2 separate regions of the Homo sapiens genome follow, and region 1 is linked to region 2. Evidence: chromatin loops called from intact Hi-C (ENCODE). Cell type or tissue: body of pancreas. All regions are shown on one strand. Each heading gives the region's core, and the rest is flanking DNA. Links, peaks and the distances in the headings are about the cores only.

Region 1 (8,878 bases), core at 239-8,238, 310 kb before region 2:
AGGTCACAGCTGGGAGTGAGAGCTGAAAGGAACTTTCCCACCTGCAGGCCTCTCTCCTTTACACTTGGAGAAACTGAGGCCCAGGCAGGGGAGGAGCCTGTCTACATCACCACCTCCAGAGGAGCCTGAACCTAGGACAGAACCCACCCCTGCCTCCCCGGGACCCCGCCCACCTCCCACTCAGAGCCCCTCACTCACCACTTTGGGGATCCGACCCAGTGGGGGTGAGGGGCTGGTCCTCAGGGCCTGCTGGGTCAGGACGGGGAGGTGAGGGCTGGGGCTGCCCTGCTCCCCACATCAGCCCGGCTGCTCCTCCCCCAGGCTGGGCCCCAACATTTCTCTCTGCCTTGACCCCCCACCCCTCACCAGCCCAGCCTCAGAGCCCTGGGGACCCTGTGGCCCCTCCTCTGGCTCTGCCCAGCTCCCTGGACAGAAGCCCTTGATTGAGTCCCTGAAGGGAATGGGATCCTCCTGGACACTCAAAGCTGCCCTGGGGGTCGCTGCGCTCCCTTCGAGCCAGAGGCCTCAGGGACTCACCAGGTGTGGAGATGGGACCGGTGGGTGGGGGGCTGGAACCCATGGAGGGTCCTGGGTGAAAGAATGAGAGGAGGGTGAGGAGCTGGGGCTTTCCTGAAGTCTCCACCTCAAACCAAATTTCTCTACATGGGCCCTGTGGCCTCCCCAGGCCCCTCCCTCCACCCGCCTCTCCTGTCCATGATGCTGGCGATGCCGCTGAGTGTGCGCAGGCCTGGGAGGGCCTGTTGTCCTCCTTCCCTCTGAGGGTGAGTCTCCCACTGGCTGAGCCCCGCTCAGACCCCCGCTCACTCCATCCCAGCCCAGAGCTCTCCTGGGGGGCAGGGCCTGAGCTGAGCCTTTGAGCTCAGAGAGGACAGGGTCAAGGCCCCCACCTGAGACCACGAGCTCCAGGGGCTCACTGGGGTGAGACAGCAGGTAGGGGTCGGAGTTGAGTGAGCCGTAGCACCTGTAGGTCCCCGCGTGGGCTGAGGTCACAGGACTCATGGGGAATTCAGCCTGGTACTTAGGATATTCGTGTATTGATCTTAGACGGAGTGGGGCATCAGCTGCTCCCGCCTTGGTCAGAAGGAAAGTGTGGAACTGCCGCCATGACTGACACAGCAGGGTCACGTTCTCTCCTGAGGCCACTGTGGGGCCTGGCTGCACTGAGATGAAGGGTGTGCCACGGATCTGTCCTGGAGAGAAGAAGGATGGGTGAGGGGCTGCCCCACCTTGCTCTGAGCTGAGACCTCCCCAGGCCTCTCTAGGAGCCTCTGTCTCTGTTTTCTCTGAGTCTTCCCCTCCCCACCCATCCCCTGTCTCTCTCTCTGTCTCTCCCTCCCTTGGGACCACCCCCCGCCTCATCCTGGCCATCACTAATTGGATTCCCCCGGCAGGGCCTGTGCAGAGTCTGGGTCCCTGACTGAACCCGCTGGGCTCCTCACCTGTGATCAGGATGTCCAGGGGGTCGCTGGGGGCCGAGCACTCAGAGGAGAGGTTGTGTGCACCGTAGCATCTGTACTGGCCCCCGTAGGAGCGGCTCACAGGGCCCAGGGTGAAGTTGGCCTGGGAGAGCCCAGCCTGGGGCTGCCGGCCAGGGAGCTGGCGAAGGTCACGTTCCCCCTCCTTGTACAGAACAAATCTGTCATAGCCGACATCAGAGACACACTGGAGGGTCAGGCTTTCCCCAGGGGCCATGACAGGACCCGGCTGCACTGAGAGTGATGGCTTCTTAGAAACACCTGGGAAAAGGTGCTCATGGTTTCCAGGAGCCGACCCTCAGGCTTCCCCACAAACCCTCCCTCTCCCCCGGTGCCTCACCACTGCTGATCTTCCTGTGTCTCTGGCCCCAGGACCCCTGAGCCCTCTCGCCCCAACATCATCCCACCTGGAACTGCCCTGAGACACGGCTGCTCCCCACCTGCCTGGAGACTCAGGGAGACTCAGGGAACTCCAGACAATGCTGTGAATTTCTCACCTGGGACCAGGAGCTCCAGGAGATCACTGGGTGAAGACCACACATAGGGAGAGTTCAAGTCATAACCATAGCACCTGTGCGACCACCTGCGATTCGGGCTCACGGGGCCCACGGAGAAGATGGCGCGGGACGACCCACGGGCATGGGGCTGGGAGTTCAGGCATTGTGGGTGTTCATCTTCTCCTTCCTTACACAGAATGAAGCCGCCAAATGCCACCTGTGACTCACACTGGAGGGTCACCCTTCCTCCTGAGGTCACCACAGGGCTGGGCTGGGCTGAGAGGGTGGGTTTTGGGTAGGCTCCTAGGAGAGAAGGAGGCATCGTGTTAAATGGGGCTCCCACCTCCCACATCATCCCCAGGGCTGGGCTGTGAGAGGGAGACACCCCTGAGAGCCTCCTTCCTGAGGGCAGAGCCTGGGGCTGGGATCCCTGAGTGTCCTCTCACCTGTCATCACCAGCACCAGGGGGTCACTGAGCTCAGACCACCGAGCGCGGCTGTAATACTGACAGCCATATCGCCCTGTGTGTTCCCAGGTGATGGATGGGATGTGGAACTGGCCGTTCTTCACAAGCTCTGGTCGTATCCGTGTAATCCAAGATGCTGATTTTTTCTCCCTATATAGACGGTACTCCTGGGCTTCAAGGCTCCCCTGACAACTGAGGGTGACGGGACTCCCCTGGGTGATCACAGAGTCTGGCTCAGCCCACAGGGTGGGCTTGGGGATGGTCCCTGGAAGGAAATCAAAGGTCAGATTCGAAGTCATTTCCCACCCAACAGATCTCAGCTCTCAGCCCAGGACCCTCCAGATGCCCCCATCAGTCAGTCCAGAACTTCTAATCCCCATCCCCAGCTGCACGGAGGTGGCCCCTTGTCCCCAGTGAGGAGGAGGGACCTGGGAGAGCTGGGGACAGACTCACCTGTCTGCACGCGGGTCCTGGGGCCCAGACTCAGCCCTGGAAGAGAGTTCCCTGTGAGGGATTTGCCCCCTGAAGCCTGAGCAGGTCCTCCCCTCCCTGGGATCTTTGTGAGCCCCTGGGGTCTCCTTAGGGACCAGAGTTTGGCTGTGGGGTGAGGTCCCTCCTAGGTTAGAAGCTCCCCTCTCTCTTCAAATCTCACCGAGACAGATCAGGACTGTGACGATGGGGGTCATGGCGTCTCCTCCCACTGCCCTGCTCTGCGGATGGATGAGCCCTCGGTGCTGGCGGGACAGAGACACACAGAGAGAAATAGCCTCCCCTCCTTCCCACCCTGTGTGGACACTCAGAGGCTGGGTCCTTCTCATGGGGTGTTGTCATCTGCAGCCACACAAGAAGCGGAACTGCCCTCCCAGGAGCCTGACTCTCATTCTTTTAGAGCTGAGGTGGGGGCAGGCACTGGGCCCTCTGCAGACATTTCAGACTGTAATGGGGTCTTTCCTGACCCCCAGCCACTGTCTGTCTGGTTTCTCCTCGTCTCACCGAGAGCCGGGATGTAGCAGCAAATAGAACTGGTGCTTCTTGTGTCTGCCCTTCCTGATGAGGGTAGCAGTGGCTTCCCCTTCCTTCTCACAGCTTCCCACATGGTCACCCTCCCTCCTTCAGCCCATCCATCAGCACAGCGTTGTGGGGTCCTTACCATGGCAGTCGTCCCTCCAGCCCTGGAGATGCTTCAGGGAAGACCCAGGTCCATGCTGCAGGCAGACTCAGATCAGCAGAGAAGCATCTCGCCTCTGGCTGTGCTGTCCAGGTTGAGCTGTGTGTGGCAGTGAGCACAGAGGAGAAATGCAGGGAAGTAGGGGAAGAAAAGTTGACTTCTTTCTTGACACTGGATTGTGGGTTTTCTTTCAACCAAATAGTCCCCTCTTAACTTCCCCTTTTTAAATGTTTTTGCTCCAGCGTCCACTCCCTCCCCCCCGGGAAGAAACCTCTGAGTCTTTCCTGCCTCCTCGGTGCCCATTGCGTCCTTAGCCGTCCCTCTGCACCTCAATTCCTGGTCAACATTTTGGGAACAATGACTTATGTTTGAGCTTTGATTTGGGGAGTGGGGGAGGGAGTTGATATTTATTTGATGACTGGTTATCATCCGCTGCCTACGTGACCTTGGTTTGTAATGTCCCATCACTGAGCCTCAGTTTCTTCCTTTGCAGATTGTTGTCATGAATCCCACTCGTCACAGTGGTTGTGGGGTCAGTGGTGCCTGGGACATTGGGAGGGGCTCATTTGTGCTTGATTTCCAGACCAGGGTAAGACCTGAGGCTTTGGGACGTGAGAGGATCTTGCTGTTGGACTCCACATTCTGTAGGTGATTGATGAGTCCACTCAAGATGTCACATCTGACCGTAATGGAGAAACGTATGTGTAGCATTTCTGAAATACCCAGAGTATCAAGGTCATGAGCAGAAAAAGACATGTGGAAACCCCAAGTGTAGACGGACTCACAAGAAAGAACAGAGGCCAGAGGTGAGATGCCACAGGGTCCCGGGACCATCAAGGGCTCATTAGGGTGGAGGTTTCCACCACTGAGTGGAGCCGGGAGAGGAACCCCGGGATCTGCAATGACAGTGAGGGGCTCAGGGCTCCAGACCAAGGTGGGAGGCTGCGTCCTCTAGCTACACCTGAGGCTGGAGTGGACCCCAAGCAGCCCAGGGGAATTCCCTCAAGGGAGTGCACCAAACTGTCCAGACCTGCTGGAATTCCAAGGAAAGAAGCACTAAACACCAGGGTGTTCATAGAGCATTTATTAGGGGGACCTCTGCACAGTGGGGCATCCTTGTCTTCTTGCCCAGTGTCTCCTTGTGGATCTCAAGGATGTGCTTCCACATAGCAGCATGTTCTTCAGATGGACAAGGAGACACTGGGTATTCTATCCAAAGCTTTAACCTAAAATAAAAACAAAACCAAAAATAAACCCCTAGAAAATATGATCTCTCAGTACAGTTGTTTCTTGGGATACACAGGCAATTCGTTTCAGTACCCCCTACATGTACCAACACTTGCTCGTACTCCAGCCCTGACGTTGTCTCTGCTGGGTCTGCATATAGGAAAAGTCTGCCGTTCATATACGCAAGTCTTGTTTCTCACAAATGCTATAGTTTTGATCCCCGTTTGTTTGGAAAAAGTGTGCATATAAGAGACCCCTGGAATTCAAGGCTGCATTGCTCCAGGGTTGCCTGGATTTTGAGTTTATTTGGGAGTGAGAAGCAAGGATTACAATATGGAGTGCATGGCATGGCAAGCCACAGTGTGTCCAGAGAGGGAAGTGTGATGTTGTGATATATGCTGGTTTTCACCCGCAGTTCCTGGCTTGTAACTCCCATAGCCCTTGTTATAGTCTTTTGTTATAACATTGGCTGTGCTGGGCCTCAGGGGAGGCCTCTGACCTCCTCCTGCCCTTCCTTCACCTAACCCAAAGTAAGACTCGAATGTTCCCTGCCTTTCTGATAGTGGATCTTAAGACCCTCCCAGAAGACAGTCTCACCCTGTTCCTTGTGGGAGGAAATGCTGATGTCATGAAGCTTTCATAAAAGCCCCAGAGGACTGGGTTTCATGAGTTTCTGGGTGGCTGAGCATGCTAAGGCTCCTGGAGGGCGACGCCCAGGGAGGGTATGGAAGCCCCGGGCCTCTTCCCCCATGCCTCCTCCTATGAGTTTCTTCATCTGTGTCCTCTGCAGTGTGCTTTGTATTCAACCAGGAAATGTCAGTGTTTCCTGAGTTCTGTGAGCTGCTACAGCAAATTAATCAAACCCAAAGAGTGGGGCATGGGATCCCCAACTTGAAGCCAGTCAGTCAGAAGTTCTGGAGGTCTGGACTTGGGAATGGTGTTGGGGGCAGTTTTGGGGAATGGGCCTTCAATCTGTGGGATCCGGGACTGTCTCTGGGTAGACAGCACCAGAGCTGACTTAGAGGACACCCAGCTGCTGTTCGCTACTGCGTCTGGGGAAAAAAACCCCATACATCTGGTCCTAGAAGTCTTTTTCTGTGTTGATGATTCCTGTGACGTGAGAGTAGAGGAAAAGCACCGTAGAGAGAGCTCTCTGTACATAGAGAGGTAAAGGAAGTTCTTATCAGCAACAAGGGAGAGCCTGACAGAGCTGCCTGGAAACAGAGTTCCCTGGTTCCACAGGTTCAAAGCCAGAGTTGCTGTCAGTCCATTGGAGGAGATGCTGTTGCTGGTCAATGGTTCTCTTGAGAGCATCTTATCTGAATTCCTGACGTCCTAAAGAACATCTAGTGATAAACCTTGTCAAAGCAGAAGGGGCTGAAGGACATGGAAGAGTTTCTTATGGGTTTTTTAAAAGTCCTTAGAAACAGTTCTTATCTGAGACGTGGAAGCATGGGCCTCCTCTCCTTCAGGCCTTCCTGGCCCTGTGGGGTCTGAGTTTGACCAAAGTCATCTCATCCTTGCACCTGTAACTTTTCTATTGGGAGTCTGCAGTGAAGGGATGGGGTTACGAAGTTTAACCTGAGAGTTTCAGGAATTTGGTTCAGGGGAGGGCTTGTTTCTACACTTTTAGCAAAAGGGTTAATTTTTCAGTGTTTTCTAGAAACAACCTAAAGTGCTTTATCAGTACTTGGGGATGCTCAAGACCTCAGCTTGGGTTCCAGCCTGCAGGTGGAAACATGCATCTGTCCAACCCACAGAACAGTCATGGCCCTTTGTCTCACTCTCAGAACAAGGAAAAAAGTGGAGGAAACTGTGGGACCTTAGAGACTGTGACTCCCCCTCTTCTGTGTTTGTGGACAGACCCTGGGATGACTCAGTGACCCGGGCTACACTCAGCACTGAGCCACCTTCCCGGGTGTGCATGACACAGATGCGCTTTATCATTGTTGGACCGGGCATCTCTGACCCTGGAGTGTGAGGCTCACATGGACCCCGCCATGCCGGGCATAACACAGAGGTGATTCTAAGCTTGGGAGCATGGACACCGCAGGGCAGGAGCGGCTACAGCAATGCCCTCATCAGCTTTCCTTCCTGAGTCAGCCTGGGGAGAAACCCTATATGGAAGATCAGGTGTGTGGGAGAAAAACCCACCCCAGAGGAATAAAAATCAAAGAGTCCGTTAGAGAAAAAACAGGCAATTGTAGAAATGAATTAGGAAGCTATTGTGATGTGAAAATAGTAAATTATATTAACACATTTAGAAATAATTTCATCCAGAACAAGACACAGCTGAAATGATAAACATTGTATTGGTGTAGAATATTTACTAAAATTTTTCATTAGTCATCAGAGAAAAACTAGAAATGAAAAAAATAGAAAAGATAATTAATGCACACAAGAAATGGAATGAAAAGAGGAAACAGATATCTCTCTTTGGATCACACTTTCAGAATGAAGGAAATAAGGAGTATGTTATTCAGTAAATACTTGCAAAGAAAATGGTTGACATTTTTATAGAAATGAAGAAAGAACATGAGTTTAACGTGAACAAATTCATAAATAACATCAATGTCTTAACTATGATAGAGTAAAAGATACCTAGAATAGATACAAAGTAATTTTAAAACTACTGGAGAAAATGAAAATTATTGTCCAATGAAAGACAAGCACATTGGGACTGGATTTCCCAAGAGTAAAAAGTGCAAGAAAATGACTGGGGGCTGAGGTTCAAGTTGGCTGAATGGAAAGGGCTGGAGTCTGCCTACTCACTAAGAGGACCCAAAATAGCGAGTAAATACCAACAGGTCAAGTGGATCTTCCAAGAGGATGCTGGGGTTCACCTGAGAAACATGAGGACATGGAGAGAAGAGAAGAGAAAAGGTGGGAGCCAGGAGAGGCTCCTAACACGGGGAAGGGGTGAGTGAGTGAGAGATTCACCAACACGGGGAAGGGGTGAGTGAGTGAGAGATTCCCCAACACGGGGAAGGGGTGAGTGAGTGAGAGGATCCCTAACACGGGGAAGGTGTGAGTGAGTGAGAGGATCCCTAACACGGGGAAGGGGTGAATGAGTGAGAGCCTCCCTAACACAGGGAAGGGGTGAGTGAGTGAGGGGTCCCTGGCATCTACACCTCTGCTGTGGGCCCTTAGGATCCTGCCCACAGGAGAGCGCCTGTCCCCTCTGGGCCTCCAGAGGCCCACAGTTTGCTCCTGGAGACTGTACCAAGGCCCCACTGGAGCCCACGTGGAATCCCACAGGCTTCTGATCCCTGAGCAGCCTGGGTCCAGCTGCCACTGCCTTAGCAGGGAGGGAGGAGGCCAGGCACCTCTGTGGGCCCCAGAATAAGTATGACAGCTGGGGCACAGGAGCAGCCAAGCTGAGCACCACACAGCTGCCCACCTCTGTTGCTTCCTGCGAAATGGGGCTTCCTTCCTGCTAATGGGGCTTGCCAGCTGCAGGGCCCCAGTCACCCGTCCTGCCCCCACCCGAACACCGTGGCCCTGGCTCGGTGCCCTCTGAAAGCCCAATGCTCAGAGGCCCCTGACAAGCCCTTTGCAGTCACTGCCACCTCTGCCTCTGCCCCTGCTGCCCCAGGCCCAGGGAGGGTGTGGGGAGGCCTGGCACTTTCACGTGTCCCCAGAGCAAAACCGAGTGACACTTCTTCAGGAGGGAAGTGTGAGCGGGCCCTGTGCCTCACAGCTGCCAGTCTCCAGTGCCCCAGCCGAGGGGCGCTGCCCTCCCTAGTGACAGGCCCACAGCACAGCCACCCTGCCCCCACCTGGACATTTCAGCTGCAGCCCCCAGCCCTTCTGAGAGCCCAGTCCCCACAGGCCTGTGATCTGCCGCAGGCTCTACCACCTGAGCCTTCTGCCTGCCCCGCCTGAAGGTTCTGCCGGTGACCTGGGGACCAGCCCATCCCTCCCCATCACAGCCAGCATCTGAACCCCGGAGCAGCCGAAACCCAGTCCAGCCCCTTCAGGACTCACACACGCTGTCCAGCCGGCCACCTAGGGGCCTGTGATC
Region 2 (8,878 bases), core at 470-8,469:
TTATTAATCCTGAGTTGTAATTTGATTGCACTGTGGTGTGAGAGACAGTTTGTTGTGATTTCTGTTCTTTTACATTTGCTGAGGAGTGGTTTACTACCAATTATGTGGTCAATTTTGGAATAAGTGCAAAGTGATGCTGAGAAGAATGTGTATTCTGTTGATTTGGGGTGTAGAGTTCAGTAGATGTCTATTAGGTCTGCTTGGTTCAGACCTGAGTTCAAGTCCTGGATATCCTTGTTAACCTTATGTGTCATTGATCTAATATTGACAGAGGGGTGTTAAAGTCTCCTATTATTATTGTGTGGGAGTCTAAGTCTTTTTGTAGGTCTCTAAGGACTTGGTTTTTGAATCTGGGTGCTCCTGTATTGGGTGCATATATATTTAGGATAGTTAACTCTTCTTGTTGAATTGATCCCTTTACCATAATGTAGTGGCCTTGTCTCTTTTGATCTTTGTTGGTTTAAAGTCTGTATTATCAGAGACTAGGATTGCAACTCCTGCTTTTTTTTTTTCTTTCCATTTGCTTGGTAGATCTTCCTCCATACCTTTATTTTGAGCCTATGTGTGTCTCTGCACATGAGATGGGTCTCCTGAATACAGCACACTGATGGGTCTTGATTCTTTATCCAATTTGCTGGTCTGTGTCTTTTAATTGGAGCATTTAACCCATTTACATTTAAGGTTAATACTGTTATGTTTGAGTTTGATCATGTCATTATGATGTTAGCTGGTTATTTTGTCCATTAATTGATGCAGTTTCTTCATAGTGTCAGTGGTCTTTACCATTTGGCATGTTTTTGCAGTGGCTGGCACTGATTGTTCCTTTCCATGTTTAGTGCTTCCTTCAGGAGCTCTTTTAAGGCAGGCCTGGTGGTGACAAAATCTCTCAGCATTTGCTTGGCTGTAAAGGATTTTATTTCTCCTTCACTGATGAAGCTTAGTTTGGCTTGATATGACAGTCTGGGTTGAAAATTATTTTCTTTAAGAATGTTGAATATTGGCCTCCACTCTCTTCTGGCTTGTAGAGTTTCTGCCAAGAGATCCGCTGTTAGTCTGATGGGCTTTTCTTTTTGGGTAACCAGACCTTTCTCTCTGGCTGCCCTTAATATTTTTTCCTTCATTTCAACCTTGGTGAATCTGATAATTATGTGTCTTTGGGTTGCTCTTCTCAAGGAGTGTCTTTGTGGTGTTCTCTGTATTTCCTGAATTTGAATGTTGGCTTGCCTTTGTAGGTTAGGGAAGTTCTCCTGGATAATATTCTGAAGAGTGTTTTCTAACTTGGTTCCATTCTCCTCGTCACTTTCCGGTACACTAGTCAAACATAAATTTGGTCTTTTCACATAGTCCCATATTTCTTGGAGGCTTTGTTCATTTCTTTTCATTCTCTTTTCTCTAATCTTGTCTTCTTGCTTTATTTCATTAATTTGATCTTCAGTCACTGATATCCTTTCTTCCACTTGATCGAATCAGCTATTGAAGCTTGTGCATGCATCACGAAGTTCTTGTGCCGTGGTTTTCAGCTGCATCAGGTCATTTAAGGTCTTCTCTACACGGTTTATTGTAGTTAGCCATTCATCTAACCATTTTTCAAGGTTTTTAGCTTCCTTGCAATGGGTTAGAACATGCTTCTTTAGCTTGAAGAAGTTTGTTATTACCGACCTTCTGAAACCTACTTCCATCAACTTGTCAAACTCATTCTTCATCCAGTCTTGTTCTGTTGCCGGTGAGGAGCTGCGATCCTTTGGAAGAGAAGAGGCACTCTGTTTTTGGAATTTTCAGCTTTTCTGCTCTGGTTTCTCCCCATCTTTGTGGTTTTATCTACCTTTGGTCTTTGATGTTGGTGACCTAGGGATGGGGTTTTGGTGTGGATGTCCTTTTTGTTGACATTGATGCTATTCCTTTCTGTTTGTTAGTTTTCCTTCTAAGAGTCAGACCCCTCAGCAGCAGGTCTGTTGGTGTTTGCTGGAGGTCCAGTCCAGCCAGACCTTATTTGCCTGGGTATCACCAGCAGAGGCTGCAGAACAGCAAATATTGCTGCCTGACCCTTCCTTTCGAAGCTTCATCCCAGAGGGGCACCCACCTGTTTGAGGTGTCTGTTGGCCCCTACTGGGAGGTGTTTCCCAGTCAGGCTACACGGGGGTCAGGGACCCACTTGAGGATGCAGTCTGTCCGTTGTTGGAGCTCTAATGCGGTGCTGAGAGAACCACTGCTGTCTTCAGGGCTATCAGACAGGGACGTTTAAGTCTGCAGAAGCTACCTGCTGCCCTTTGTTCTACTATGCCCTGCCCCCAGAAGTGGAATCTGTAGAGGCAGTAGGCCTTGCTGAGCTGTGGTGGGCTCCACCCAGTTCGTGCTTCCAGGCATCTTTGTTTACACTGTGAGCTACTCCAACCTCAGCAATGGTGGATGCCCTTCCCTCCATCCAGCTGCAGCATCGCAGGTCGATCTCAGACTGCTGCGCTAGCAGTGAGCAAGGCTCCGTGGGTGTGAGACCTGCCGAGCCAGGCACGGGAGGGTATCTCCTGGTCTGCCAGTTGCTAAGACTGTGGGAATAGTGCAGTAGTTGGTCAGGAGGGTACTGTTTCTCCGGATACAGTCTGTCACGGCTTCCCTTGGCTAGGAAAGGGAAATCCTCCGACCCCTTGTGCTTCCCAGGTGAGGCGACACCCCATCCTGCTTCAGCTCGCCCTTTGTGGGCTGCAGCCACAGTCCAACCAGTCCCAATGAGATAAACCAGGTACCTCAGTTGGAAATGCAGAAATCCAGCTGCAGACCGGAGCCATTCCTATTCGACCATCTTGGAAGCGACACCTATATTTTTTTTAAAGAAGGATAGGTATCCATGAGAAAGTGACTGGTTTCATTATGTTCTTTTTATTTGTTATTCACCCACTAGAGAATGGCTCCTTTCTAATTACTCTTCAATGATCTCCTTTAATTTCTGGTACAATTTTAGAAATCATAATACATGGAAATTTTATTTCTTTATTTCTAAATTACATGCCAATATTTCTCAAATATTAACGTGTATATAACTACATAATAAATACATTTCTGAAGTTTTACATATATACACAGGTTCTATACATTACACATGATGTGAGTGGAGGTATATCTAAACACATTTTTATATGTATTCATCCATATGCTTCACATATTTGACATGACAGGTCTTTACAGGTTTGTTATTGGTCTTCTTATCTAGACTCACACTTGCTGGAGCAGAAGTATTCATTTATGAACCTCGGATAGCACCAGCATTTAACATATGCATATTTGTGTGTGTGGGTGGGTGTGCATGCACGTGTATTGCATTCTAGGGGTTACTGCCTGTATGAGGAATTAGTTACCTAAGGATTAAACGGAAGATGAAACCCCAGGTGAAGTGGTTGAGGGCATGAAGGGGAGGCAGACCCAGACTTTCACCCCTTTGTGTTCCTGACATTCAAGAGCCCCTGAGGTCCAACCCCTCCTCCATGGAGCCTGGGTCCTCAGCTGGCGGATCCGTGAAACTCATCTCTGGGGAGCATTGGCTTCTGTGGTCCTGCACCTGCTCCTTGCAGCCAGTTAGGGCTCAGAGAGGACACAGAGAGCACACAAGGTCCCAGGCTGCACAGAGAGCACATAAGGTCCTGGTTATTTCTGTATTGGGGACCACTTACCATATCCATGCTGAGCTCCCGGGATGCAGGAAAACTCTCCCAAATGACTCAGGAGCTGAGTTTGGATTTGTAGAACACAGGAAGTCTGAAATAATTCAATGAGGAGACTGGAGGGAACCCTGCTACAGCAGAGGAAGGGTTTATTGAGGAACTCCATAAAACTCATGTCAAGAGACACAGGGGAAAAGAAGAATGCAGAGCCCAGGAGTGAGGCTGGGCTCAGGGCTCTTCTCCACTGTTTTGATTCTCAGAAGCAGCTGAGACCCTCAGCCCATCACAAAACAAGACAGACTCCACGACTAGTGAGTGAGGAGATGCTCTCAGTTATGGGACTGGCACAGAGGGTCAGGTCCTGTAAAGGGGAGGTGGGTGCCCTGGGTGGACATACAGGAGTCCCGGGGTGATTCCGATCTGCCCTGACCTCTGTGACCTCTTTGTCCAGCATCCCTAGGCCAACACCCCCAGGATTACACAGTGGAGAATCTCATCCGCATGGGTGTGGCTGGCTTGGTCCTGGTGGTCCTCGGGATTCTGCTATTTGAGGCTCAGCACAGCCAGAGAAGCCTACAAGATGCAGCCGGGAGGTGAACAGCAGAGAGGACAATGCATCCTTCAGCGTGGTGGAGCCTCAGGGACAGATCTGATGATCCCAGGAGGCTCTGGAGGACAATCTAGGACCTACATTATCTGGACTGTATGCTGGTCATTTCTAGAGACAGCAATCAATATTTGAGTGTAAGGAAACTGTCTGGGGTGATTCCTAGAAGATCATTAAACTGTGGTACATTTTTTTGTCTATGAATGTTGACTTCCCTTGACTGGATCCCCTTTTTTTCCCATCCCCAGACATGAGGCTCCATCCCACATGGCACCGTTGGGTCCACACCTCCACACACCTGTGTGCTCTGGTCCACGGCATGTGACACAGTCTTCCTTATTCCTCATTGTCACACTCCTTGATGTCACTTACTGAGTCCCCGTCTCTTCAGTTCAGAGATCCAAACCTGAACCACCAACTAAATCAACGACAGGAGATCAGATTCCAACCAGGAAAACATAAATCCACCCTGCTGCCCTGACACCCTCTCTGTACCTTATGAGCCCTTCCCTCTTTCTCAGATGCTATCTGTGTAATTTCTCCTGAAATATCACCACTTGGAATCATCACACTGGCATTTCAAGTGACACCACAGCTATGCTGATTCAGAAAAAGACATCTCTAAAATACTGTAATTAGTGGTATCTACCAATTTCTGTGACATAAATATTTTTCTCATGGCCCAAATCAAGGTGCCAATGGGTTCTCACTGAATACAGGGTTGGGAAGCAAGGGACAGAACTGTCTTCACTAATGAGCACCAGGGACCTGTGGCACATCCCACTGAGAGCTCACCCATATACCTACAGTCCTTTCTATTTCAGAGGCAATGATCACTTCTACTTCAGTGTTATGGCACAGGTCAAATGAAATTCTGACACTGTTATCCTAGCATATCCACAAAAGACAAACCTATTAATATCTGATGTGGGAGATAACACGGCTCACCTAAAAATCAAAGTACATGCCGGGCGCGGTGGCTCACGCCTGTAATCCCAGCACTTTGGGAGGCCAAGGCAGGCAGATCACGAGGTCAGGAGATCTAGACCATCCTGGCTAACATGGTGAAACCCCGTCTCTACTAAATACACAAAAAAATATTGGCCGGGCGTGGTGGTGGGCGCCTGTAGTCCCAGCTACTCAGGAGGCTGAGGCAGGAGAATGGCGTGAACCTGGGAGGCGGAGCTTGCAATGGGCCGAGATTGCGACACTGCCCTCCAGCCTGGGCGACAGAGCAAGACTCCGTCTCAAAAAAAAAAAAAAATCCAAGTACAACATAAGAAAAATGTTAACAGAACTATGCAGTTTCGATGAAAGAATTTTTTTTGAGATGGAGTTTTGCTTTGTTGCCCAGGCTGGAGTGCAATGGTGCAATCTCGGCTCACTGCAACCTCCACTTCCCAGGTTCAAGCAATTCTCCTGCCTCTGCCTCCCGAGTTACTGGACTACAGGTGTGCACCACCATTCCCGGCTATTTTTTGTATTTTTAGTAGAGACGGGGGTCTCGCCATGTTAGTGAGGCTGGTCTTGAACTCCTGACCTCAGGTTATCCACCTGCCTCAGCCTCCCAGAGTGCTGGGATTACAGGTGTAAGCCACTGTGCCCGGCTGATGGAAGAATTCTTAAATGACTCGTTCTACTTTCTGCTGGTCCAGGCACTCCTTGGCTTGGGGCAGCATCCCACCAGTTTCTGCCTCCATCTTCTCAATGCTTACACCTACCTGGTTGCCTCTGTCTTCACACCCATTCTTCTGTGTGTGTCTTTTCTCTTCTTCAGATTATGATATCACTCAGATCAGATTAGGACTCATCCTAATTCGTTATGATCCCTTGATCATAACTTAAATGCATTTGCAAAGACTCTATTTCCAACTATGTTCACATTTATAGCTAATGGGGCTCAGGATTTCAACGTGTATATTAGGGGGAACAAGTCAATTTATGACAGTGTCTACAAGAAAAGTATGCATAGAAATACATTTAACCAAATACAAAAATTAGGTGGGTGTGGTGGTACACGCCTGTAATCCCAGCTACTCAGGAGGCTGAGACAGGAGAATCGCGTCAACCCAGGAAACAGAGGTTGCAGTGAGCTGAGATCTTGCCATTGCACTCCAGCCTGGGCAACAGAGTGAGACTCTGTCTCAAAAAAAGAGAAATACATTTAACCAAAGAGATGCAATACGTATACATTGACAATTTTAAAATACTGCTCAAAGAAATAACAAAAGACCTAAATGAGGAAAAAGTCATCCCAGTATCATAAATCAAAAGGCTTAAAATTAGTTATCTCCCTCTAGGGAACCTAGACTAATACACTCACCCCGTCTCCTTGTTCGGAGGCTCTCCTGCCTATCAGCTTTTCTCCTCTGTGCTTTCCATGTCCCTGTGGTTCTCTGGTGAGCCCCATCATGCTGTCCTAGAAGATCCACTTAGAATTTCGGTATTTACTCACCATTTTGACTCCTCTTAACGAGACAGGCACATGCCAGCTGTTTCCATTCATCCAACCTGAACCTGAGCCCCCGATCATTTTTTCTACCACTTTTCAGTCCTGGGAAACTCAGTCCCAATGTGCTTGTCATTCATTTGAGAATAATTTTCATTTTCTCCAGTAGTTTTAAAATTACTTTGTATCTATTCTAGATATCGTTTGCTCTATCATAGTTAAGACATTAATGTTATTTATGAATTTGTGCACATTAAACTCATGATCTTTCATTTCTGTAAAAATGTCAACTATTTCCTTTGCAAGTATTTATTGACTAACATACTCCTTATTTCCTTCATTCTGAAAGTGTGACACATAGAGATATATCTGTTTCCTCTTCTCACTCTATTCTTTGTGTGCATTAATTATCTTTTCTATTTTTTTCATTTCTAGTTTTTCTCCGATGACTAATGAAAAATTTAATAAATATTCTACACCAATACAATGTTTATCATTTCAGCAGTGTCTGGTTCTTGATGAAAGTATTTCTAAATGTGTTAATATAATTTACTATTTTCACATCACAATAGCTTCCTAATTCATTTCTATAATTGCCTGTTTTTTCTCTAATGGACTCTTCGATTTTTATTCCTCTGGGGTGGGTTTTTCTCCCACACACCTGATCTTCCATACAGGGTTTCTCCCAGGGATGACTCAGGAAGGAAAACTGATGAGGGGCATTTTTGTACCCGCTCCTGCCCTGCGGTGTCCATGCTCCCAAGTTTAGAATCAGCTCTGTGTTATGCCTGGCATGGTGGAGCCCATGAGACCCTCACATTCAAGTGCCAAAGATGCCCGGTCCAGCAGTGATAAAGCGAGACTGTGTCATGCACACCCGGGAAGGTGGCTCAGTGCTGAATGTGGCCTGGGTCACCAAACCAAGCAATCCCAGATTCTGTCCACAAATACAGAAGAGAGGGAGCCACAGTCTCTCTAGGATCCCACGGTTTCCTCCACTTTTTCCTTTGTTCTGAGAGAAAGACAAAGTGCCATGACTGCTCTGTGGGCTGGACAGATGCCTGTTTTCACCTGCAGGCTTGAACTCAAGCTGAGGTCTTGAGCATTCCCAGGTACTGATAAAGCACCTTAGATTGTTTCTAGAAAACACTGAAAAATTAACCCTTTGTTAATTATGTAGAAACAAACCCTGCCCTGAACCAAACTCCTGAAACGCTCAGGTTAAACTTTGTAACTCAATCCCTTCACTGCAGATACCCAGTAGGAAAGTCACATGAGCAAGGATGAGATGACTTTGGTTAAACTCAGACCCCACAGGGCCAGGAAGGCCTGACGGAGAGGAGGCTCGTGTTGCCAGGTCTCAGATAAGAACTGTTTCTAAGGACTTTTTTAAAAACCCCATAAGAAACTCTTCCATGTCTTTCACCCCTCTCCTGCTTTGACATGGTTTATTACTAGATATTCTTTAGGACATCAGGAATGCAGATAGGCTGCTCTCGAGAGAATACTTGCCCAGCAATGGCATCTCCTCCAATGGACTGACAGCAACTCTGGCTTTGAACCTCTGGAACCAGGGAACTCTGCTTCTAAGCAGCTCTGTCAGCCTCTCCCTTGTTGCTGATAAGAATTTCCTTTACCTCTCTATGTACAGAGAGCTCTCTCTATGATGTTTTTCCTCTACTCTCACACCACAACAGTCATCAACACAGGAGACTTGTAGGATCAGATGTGTGGGATTGTTTCCCAGACCCAATAGCGAACAGCAGCTGGGTGTCCTCTAAGTCGGCTCCGAGCTGTCTACCCAGACACAGTCCCAGATCCCACAGATTGAAGGCCCATTCTCCAAGATTGCCCCCACACACCATTCCCAAGTCCAGACCTCCAGAACTTCTGACTGACTGGCTTCAAGTTGGGGATCCCATGACCACCTCTTTGGGTTTGATTAATTTGCTGTAGCAGCTCACAGAACTCAGGGAGACACTGACGTTTACTGGTTGAATACAAAGCACACTGCAGAGGACACAGATGAAGAGACTCATAGGAGGAGGCATGGGGGAAGGGACCGGAGCATCTATGCCCTCCCTGGGCGCCACGCTCCAGGAACCTCCGCATGCTCAGCCATCCAGAAGCCCATGAAACCCAGTCCTCTTGGGCTTTTAAGGAGCTTCG

What was found. Hi-C counts contacts between places; a loop is a spot of excess contacts. Peaks named below come from ENCODE experiments on the same cell type or tissue, not always from the same donor. Only the 100,000 strongest peaks of a DNase experiment are listed, where the experiment ranks them.
Region 1: it touches region 2 in a loop (12-fold over the local background); 29 of 110 quality-filtered maps call a loop at or near these places.

The regions. Positions count from the first base shown.
Region 1 is chr19:54,277,352-54,286,229 of GRCh38, forward strand. LILRB2 (leukocyte immunoglobulin like receptor B2) reads right to left here and starts at 3,759. Exons shown (of 14, transcript NM_001080978.4): 1 at 3,610-3,759; 2 at 3,112-3,193; 3 at 2,913-2,948; 4 at 2,440-2,724; 5 at 1,994-2,296; 6 at 1,461-1,757; 7 at 909-1,211; 8 at 538-588; 9 at 199-246. The coding sequence starts at 3,145. MIR4752 (microRNA 4752) reads left to right here and starts at 4,758; the gene lies at 4,758-4,829. RefSeq lists enhancers at 1,673-2,872, 8,104-8,605. In body of pancreas, for the core only: no CTCF peak of the experiment used is centred there; no DNase peak of the experiment used is centred there; H3K27ac peaks cover 1,184 bases; H3K27me3 peaks cover 466 bases.
Region 2 is chr19:54,583,097-54,591,974 of GRCh38, forward strand. LILRA2 (leukocyte immunoglobulin like receptor A2) reads left to right here. Exons shown (of 8, transcript NM_001130917.3): 7 at 3,914-3,964; 8 at 4,105-7,191. The coding sequence ends at 4,250. Among named protein-coding and RNA genes, the nearest start is that of LILRA1, 6.1 kb to the right of the region's middle. In body of pancreas, for the core only: no CTCF peak of the experiment used is centred there; no DNase peak of the experiment used is centred there.